Regions from separate parts of the Homo sapiens genome. Here region 1 is linked to region 2. Evidence: read pairs that join two places in POLR2A ChIA-PET (ENCODE). Cell type or tissue: PC-3. All regions are shown on one strand. Links, peaks and the distances in the headings refer to the core of each region. The heading gives the core; the rest is flanking DNA. Region 1 has its middle 140 kb from the start of NRBF2. Region 2 has its middle 86 kb from the start of NRBF2.

What was found. ChIA-PET counts read pairs that join two places held together with the same protein. Peaks named below come from ENCODE experiments on the same cell type or tissue, not always from the same donor. Only the 100,000 strongest peaks of a DNase experiment are listed, where the experiment ranks them.
Region 1: POLR2A ChIA-PET joins it to region 2 with 5 read pairs; 3 of 35 experiments call an interaction of 5 or more read pairs at or near these places.

Annotation. Positions count from the first base shown.
Region 1 is chr10:62,993,833-62,998,230 of GRCh38, forward strand. No RefSeq gene overlaps it. Among named protein-coding and RNA genes, the nearest start is that of NRBF2, 140 kb to the right of the region's middle. In PC-3, for the core only: no CTCF peak of the experiment used is centred there; DNase peaks (open chromatin) are centred at 1,709 and 2,189; H3K4me3 peaks cover 348 bases; H3K27ac peaks cover 1,672 bases.
Region 2 is chr10:63,045,329-63,049,726 of GRCh38, forward strand. No RefSeq gene overlaps it. Among named protein-coding and RNA genes, the nearest start is that of NRBF2, 86 kb to the right of the region's middle. In PC-3, for the core only: no CTCF peak of the experiment used is centred there; no DNase peak of the experiment used is centred there.

The DNA.
Region 1 (4,398 bases), core at 215-4,214, 51 kb before region 2:
CTACTACACAAAAATAACATTCCAAATTCAGTGGTAAATGGCAAATGACACTAGGCGTTAATGTGGGCAGTAGGGAGTGGCAGGGACTGTGGAAAATAGAGCAATAAGCCCATCTAAAGGTGGTAGCCACTGCACACCTGCAGCAGATTGCTGGCATGCTGGAATTCAGGACCCAGGGTCCTGTCTGATGTTTCAAGAGAAGCCAGAAATTTGGGTATGTCCATGTTGGCAATTTATTTTGGTTTTGTTGTTGTTGTTTGCTGTTTTAAACAGCATGGTTCCAATGAACACTGTGTGGACCAAAAAACAAACAAAAAAACCGAAACATAAAACCTGTGTGCAACCTCTGCTTTCAGGTCCCGAGAGGGTAATTAGTTTGGTTTCTTGGCTTTTATTTCCCATCTCTCTCCTACCCCCCAACCCCCAGCCCTCAGCCTTCACCTGTCACTCTCTGCTCACAGCCCTTCATTTTGGCTAAATCTAAATTCAGCACACAACTTTAGGTTCAGTAAAGCTAGGATTTGTTGATTTGTTTTCTCTTTTATTTTTTATTTATTTATTTATTTTGAGACGGAGTCTTGCTCTCTTGCCTAGGTTGGAGTGCAATGGCATGATCTCGGCTTACTGCAACCTCCACCTCCCGGGTTCAAGTGATTCTCCTGCCTTAGCCTCCCGAGTAGCTGGGATTACAGGCGCCCGCCATCAAGCTCAGCTAATTTTTTTTTTTTTTTTTTTTTTTTTTTTCTGAGACGGAGTTTCGCTCTGTCGCCCAGGCTGGAGTGCAGTGGCGCGATCTCGTCTCACTGCAAGCTCCGCCTCCCGGGTTCACGTCTTTCTCCTGCCTCAGCTTCCGGAGTAGCTGGGACTACAGGCGCCCGCCACCACGCCCGGCTAATTTTTCTTTATTTTTAGTAGAGACGGGGTTTCACCATGTTAGCCAGGATGGTCTCGATCTCCTGACCTCATGATCCGCCTGCCTCGGCCTCCCAAAGTTCTGGGATTACAGGCGTGAGCCACCGCGCCCAACCTATAATTTGTTTTCTTAGAGTACACTTCTATTTTTAAAAAAAGTATGTCCTGGTGGGGAGTCTAGCCCACATTGAGTTGAATCCCAGACATACAAAGATAAGTCAACCAAACAATGAAAGAATATTTCATAGCAATAATATTGAAATTTAAACTCCCAGGATCATTCAACATTAGGCATAGAAATTTCCTTCAACATAAAGCCTGCTTCAGTCCACTCCTTTTATATCCGAAGGAATTGAAGCCTAAAGAGATTCAGTGTTTGGGGGTGACTAGAAAAATAGCTAGCTAATCAGGAAAGCGGATCTAAGATCCAAGTCTCCAGTTTTCATTATTAATGTGGTTTTCATTATCTGCTGTTCTGATGATACTATCATTTGATTGGAGACTATATTCACCAAGCTAAAAAGAGTAAAAAGAAGACTATCCTTTGTCAGTCATGCTCATACATTTTGGAATCTATTCTTGGATGGCATATCACAATAGCTACTTAGCTCCAGAGACAACAAACTACCACGTTATTATTATTATTATTATTATTATTATTATTATTATTATATTGTATTCATGTTCACTAAGCATTGAATCCGGGCTTCCTATGTAACCACATTGCTCCTTGCTCTGTGATTGGCAGGGTCTACTGTGCTACACAGAGGAGTGGTACACAAATCAGCATAAGCACATCATGACTCACCGCTGAATACATTTTTTCCTCTGAAATTACTCAATCAGAAGATGATAGTATCTCACCCAAAAATACACAATTAAATCATTGTGAATGGAAAGACAGACTGTAAGCAGAAGGCTGGAGTGATCTCTTGTAGCCACCATTTCTAGCTCTCAAAATCTGGGGTAGATTTGGTCCCAAGTGTCTGAGCCTATGACAAAGGGGTTCTACCCCCCAAATTCTATAGAGTGAGACCATGGTGGTGTAGAAAGAGCAGTGGGCCCTGAGCCAGGAAAGAGCAGTGGCAATGAATATGTCTACTCCGGCATTCAGTTTTCTCCTCTGTGAAGGGATTAAACGAGGTGACTCTGAGAGTCTCCTTCAAGTTTCAGCATCCTCTGCTTCTCCTACCACAGCTAGTGGTAACTGACTTGAGGTTTTCTGATGAAAACACACATACCACCACACACATAATGACATCTTTAGGGAATGACACATCGTATAGGGTTCATTGCTTAAGTGGCCAAGAATATATTCTGGGTTGGGCACAGTGGCTCATGCCTGTAATCCCAGCACTTTGGGAGGCCACGGTGAGCAAATCACTTGAGTCCATGAGTTTGAGACCAGCCCAGGCAATGTGGGAAAACTCTGTCTCTACTAAAAATACAAAAAATTAGCCAGGCATGGTGATGCATGCCTGTAATCCCAGCTACCTGAGAGGCTGAGGTGGCAGAATCACCTGATCCCAGGAGATCGAGGCTGCAGTGAGCCATGATCGTACACTGCACTCCAACCTAGGCAACAGAGTGAGGCCCTGTCTCAAAAAAACAAAAAAAAAAAAAAACAAAAAAAGAAAAGATATAAAATTAATGTATTTTGTCCTGATGTAAAATAATTATCTTTATGTTGTTGTAGCTGCTGCTGTTGTATGCTTAGATATACTTTGATATTGTCTTTATATTTCCAGATATTTGTTTACAAAGTTTTTGGAGTATCTGCCTTTATATTTTGAAAACTTTTGAAAAACACACCCACAAATCTCAGATTTTCTCTTTAACCTTAATCTTTTAGGAGACAGAGAAGCAAAAGAGAAGGAAACACGTGCAATTTCTTGGCTTTTGTCTCAACAGGAAAACCTTTTTCTTTTCTTTTTTTTTAACATCTTAGACTTTTTTTCAAAACAAACATCACAAGGAAGGGAGGAAATCATAGCCAGAGACACTAAAAGGCCAAAACACTGCATTTCCACATCTTGTGATGCTTCTTTAACAATGAGTTGAAGATTGATGCCTTTAGGGATAATGAAGCATGGAACTACCTTTCAGACATACAGTTCCTTTTCAGTTCCTTCTCTGCATGGGCCAGGATATTGGAAAAAAATCAGCAGATTTCCACGTGTTAATGTTCAACCAGGTACAGTGATGGGTATAAAGCACAGAGGGCAAGACAGATCTGTTTGACATGTTCACCACTCCAGCCTATTGAAGAAGGCATGTACTTGCCTTGTATGTTGCCTTGTCTAATTAGCTGCTGAGCTGTTCCCTGGCTCCCTGCTCCTGACTGAGACTTAGCGGGAAAACTGTCACAAGGCATGATGAAGTGGCGCTTGATTGTGCTACAAGATGTCCTGTGGATGCAGTCCAGACTGTTTCGACTAATCATCAACTTTGCAGATTCCAACACCAGGGCTTGTCTGCCAGGGCAAGGGCTTTGCAAAAGTCAGAGTAAATGATCTGTAGCTGCAGAAAGAATATAAGGAATTGCTTTGTTTATATATTTTTTAAAGGACTGACTTCAATAGGCAGCTCCATGAGGGTGCCTCAGGAAAGGGGACCATTTCAAGTCACGTCTCCTCACAGCACCATCCTAGGAACGAGAAGCACCAGCATTTACTATCATTTACACACACACAGATATGTCGCCATGTTAAGTACTAGGTAAATTTTTAGCCATAGCTATATAACTATTCAGTTAACTCCTCCCTTCCATCCCAGCATTATCACTTACTCTGTACCTTTGGACAAGTTACTGTCTTCTCTGAGTCTCGGCGCCCTCATTTGTAAATTATTTTATATGGTTTTTGTGAGTGACTTTTATTTTATTTATTTATTTATTTACTTTTAAATAGAGAAAGGGTTTCACCATGTTGCCCAGGCTGGTCTCGAACTCCTGAACTCAAACAATCCACCTGTCTCGGCCTCCCAAAGCACTGGGATTACAGGTGTGAGCCACCACGTCTGCCTGTGAGTGACTTTTAAAGGGCTTAGAACATAGTAAGTGCTTATTCATGTTACCTGCAGGTATCATTACTATTATGGTGTTTGAGTCCATCATTCTAAAAGTGAATGTGATTTAAAAAAAAAAAAAGCCACCAGTTGATAAGCATCATCTGCACAGTGTAGATTCAAAAGCTAACTACAGGTTACAAACGATAGTTGAGAGTGTATCTTGAATGATCTTCAGAGGGTTGTAATAACAAGGAAGGCTTCTGATGCAGATTTGCAAGGTGAAACAAGAAGAGCAGGCTGTTCCCCCTGTTAGTTAGCACTACCATAACTTGTTGGTGACAAAGGCCATTCCAAGCAGTATTTTTAAAAACAAACACATATGTCCACCACTGGTAAAAATAGACCTGAGTCTATCCATTCTTTAAATTTTGGCTGCCTGTCACTAGCATAAGATTAGTACTAATCATAGAAGAATTA
Region 2 (4,398 bases), core at 129-4,128:
GAAATAACTCAAAAAAGAGAAAAAAAAACATTAGTGAAGGAACCAAAAAGAGAATTAAAATGGTCCACTACAAAATACCTTTTTAACACAAAAGAAGCCAGTAATGGAGGAATTGAAAGGGAATAATGGATATGAGACATTAAAAAATAGTGAAATAGGAGCATTAAGTCCTCCCTTATCAGTAATTACATTAAATGAAAACAGATTAAACTCTCCAATTAAAAGATATAGATTGGCAGAACAGATTTTTTTAAATGGTCCCACTACATGCTGCTTATAAGAGACTCACTGTAGATTCAAAGACTCAAAGAAATTAAAAGTAAAAGATTTAAAAAAAAAAAAAAGATATTCCATACTAACAGAAACCGAAAAAGAATTGGAGTGGCTACACTAATGAGACAATACACCTTAAAACAAAAAAGATTATGAGAAACAAAAAGGATATTATATGATAAAATGGTTCATCCATCAAAAAATAATAGTTATAAACATATATGCAGTTTACAATGGAGCCCTAAAATACATGAAGCAAAAACTGACAGAACTGAAGGAAGAAATAGACAATGCAAGGACAGTAGTTGGAGACGTCAGTAGCCCACTTTCAATAACTGATAAAGCAACTGAAAAAAATATCAGCAAGGAAATAGAAGAATTGAGAAACACTATAAACCAACTAGACTAACAGCCTTCTATAGAACAGTCTGCCTAACAACAGCACAATACACATTTTTCTCAACTGCACCTGGAACATTTTCTAAGATAGTATGTTAGGACATGAAACAAATCTCATTAAATTTTAAAAGATTGATATCATAAAAAGTATGTTCTTTGAAACCAATGGAATGAAATCAGAAATCAGTAACAGAGGAAATTTGGAAAATTCACAAATATATGGAAATTAAGAACATATTCCTAAATAACTAATGGGTCAAAAAAAAATCACTAGGGAAATTTATGGGATGCAGTGAAATCATTGCTCAAGAAGAAATGTATAGCTGTAAATGCCTGCATTATAAAAGAAGAAAGACCTCAAATAAATAACTAAATTTTTTATTTTCTTTTTTTGAGACAGGGTCTCACTCTGTTTCCCAGACCGGAGTGCAGTGGTGGCAACATGGCTCACTGCAGCCTAGACATCCCAGGCTCAAGCCACCCTCCTTATGCAGCATCCCAAATAGCTGGGACTACAGGTGCATGCTACCACATCCAGCTAATTTTTGTATTTTTTGTAGAGATGCAGTTTTACCATGTTTCCCAGTCTGGTCTTGAACTCCTGAGCTCAAGCAATCCACCTGCCTCAGCCTCCCAAAGTGCTGAGATTACAGGGGTGACCCACCACACCCAGCCTAATCTTTAAGCTTAAGAAACTAGACCCCAGGCACGGTGGCTCATGCCTTTAATCCCAGCACTTTGGGTAGCCGAGGTGGGTGGATCATGAGGCCAGGAGTTCGAGACCAGCCTGGCTAACATGGTAAAACCCCATCTCTACTAAAACTACAAAAATTAGCCGGGTGTGGTGACACACGGCTATAATCCCAGCTACTCAGGAGGCCGAGGCAGGAGAATCGCTTGAACCCAGGAGGCAGAGGTTGCAGTGAGCCGAGACTGTGCTACTACACTCCAGCCTGGGCAACAATAGCAAAATTCCATCTCAAAAAAAAAAAAAAAAGGAAACTAGAAAAAGAGAAGCAAACTAAATCCAGAGAAAGAAGGAAATAATAAAGAGTACAGCAGAGATAACCAAAATAGCAAATATATAAATAATAAAGAAAATCAGCAAAGCCTAAAATTAGTTCTTTGAAAAGATCAACAAAGTTGTCAAACCTTTAGTTAAACTGACAAGTGAAAAAGAGGAGACTGAAATTACTAAAATCAAGAATGAAAGAGGGGACTTCACTACTAATCTTATAAAAATAGAAAGATCATAAAGGAATATTATGAGCAATTGCATACCAACAAATTAGTTGATCTAGGTGAAATGAACAAATTCTTAGAAACACACGAACTATCGAAACTGACTCTTGAAGAAATAGAAAATCTGAGCAGAACTATACTAAATAAACAGATAGAGTCATCAATTGAAAAACTTCCAACAAAGAAAAGCTCAATCCCAGAGTGTTTCACTGGTGAATGCTACCAAACCTTTAAAGCAGAATTAGTAGCAATTCTTCTCAAACACTTGCCAAAAATAGAGGAGGAAGAATCACTTCCCGACTTACTCTATGAGGCCACTGTTACCCTGATACTAAAGCCAGGCAAAGACATCACAAGAGAAAAAAGCTACAGACCAATATCCCTTATTACTACAGATGCAAAATCATCAACAAAATAATAGCAAACTGAATCCAGCAGCATATTGAACGGACTATACACCACAATCAAATGGAATTTATTCCCCAAATGCAAAGATGGTTCAATATGAAAATCAATCAATGTAATACACCATATTAATAGAATAAAGGAAAAACTAAATGTGATGATCTCAATAAACACAGAAAAGGCATTCATCAAAACCCAGCAGACTTTTATGTTAAAAAAAACAACAACAACAACAACATTCAACAAACTAGGAATAGAAAGCATCTTCCTTAACCTAATAAAGGGCTTCAATGAAAAACCCATGGCTAACTTCATAGTCAATGGTGAAAGACTAAAAACTTCCTGCTGAGGTTAGAAATAAGATAAGGATGTCCACTCTTGCCACTTCTATTCAACATAGTACTGGAAGTTCTGGATAGGCAATTAGGCATCAAAAAGAAATAGAAGGCATTCATATTAAAAAGGAAGAAGCAAAATATCTTCATTTGCAAATGAAATAATTTTGTATGTAGAAAATCCTGGCCAGGTATTTTGGCTCATGCCTATAATCCCAACACTTTGGGAAGGCAAGGTGGGAGGATTGGTTGAGCCCAGGAGAGAGAAGCCAGCCTTGACAAAACCCTATCTCCACCAAAAAAAATTTTTTTAAATAGCCAGGTGTGGTGGCACACTCCTGTAGTCCCAGCTACTTGGGAGGCTGAGGCAGGAGAATCACTTGAGCCCAGAGGTCGAGGCTGCAGTGAGCTGTAATCATGTCACTGCATTCCAGCCTGGGTGACAGAGTGAGATCCTGTCTCAAAAAAAAAAAAAAAAAGAAGAAGAAGAAGAAGAAAATCTCAAAGAACCCCCCAAAATACAATTAAAGCTAATAAGTGAGTTCCACAAACTTAAAGGATAAAACCTATAATACTTTGTTGTATTTTTATATACTAGCAGTGAAAAACCCAAATACAAAATTAGGAAAACTTCCATTTACAATAGAATCAAAAAGAAACAGGAATAAATTTAACTTGTACATTTAAAAAAAGTGCAATATTTGCACATTGAAAACTATAAAATGTTATTAAAATAAATTCAAAAGACCTAAATAGAAAGCCCTCACATTCATGAACTGGATGATAGTATTGTTAAGATGATAATACTCCCCAAATTGATCTGCAGATTGAATGCAATCCCTAGCAGAATTCCAGCTACCTTTTTACGGAAATGGACAAGATTATCCTAAAATTCATATGGAAATTCAAGGGACCCCAGATAGACAAAACTATTTTGGAATAAAGTAATAAAGTTGGAAGGCTCACACTTTCCAATTTCAAAGCTTGCTACAAATCTACAATCATAAAAATAGTGTGGTATTGGTAAAAAGATAGGCAAATATATCAATGGAACATAACTGAAAGTCCAGAAATAATCTTACTCATTGATAGTCAATTGATTTTCAAGCATGCAAAGAACATTCAATGGGGAAAAGACAGTCTTAACAAATGGTGTTGGGACAACTGAATATCCACATGCTAAAGGATGAATTTGGACTTGATTGATTGATTGATTGATTTTTAATCTTACTTTAATTTCTGGGATACATGTGCAGAACATGCAGGTTTGTTACATAGATATACATGTGCCATGGTGATTTGCTGCACCTATTGACCTGTCCTCTAAGTTCTCTCCCCTCACTCCCCATCCCCCAACATGCCCTGGTGTGTGTTGTTTCCCTCCCTGTGTCCATGTGTTCTCATTGTTCAACTCCCATTTATGAGTGAGAACATGCAGTGTTGGTTTTCTGTTCCTGTGTTAGTTTGCTGAGGATGATGACTTCCAGCTTCATCCACGTCCCTGCAAAGGACATGAACTCATCCTTTTTTATGGTTGCATAGTATTCCCTGGTGTTTATGTGCCACATTTTCTTTATCCAGTCTATCATTGATAGGCATTTTGGTTGGTTCCAAGTCTTTGCTATTGTGAAGAGTGCTGCAATAAACATATGTGCATGTGTCTTTATAGTAGAATGATTTATAATCCTTTGGGTATATACCCAGTAATGGGATTGCTGGGTCAAATGGTATTTCTGGTTCTAGA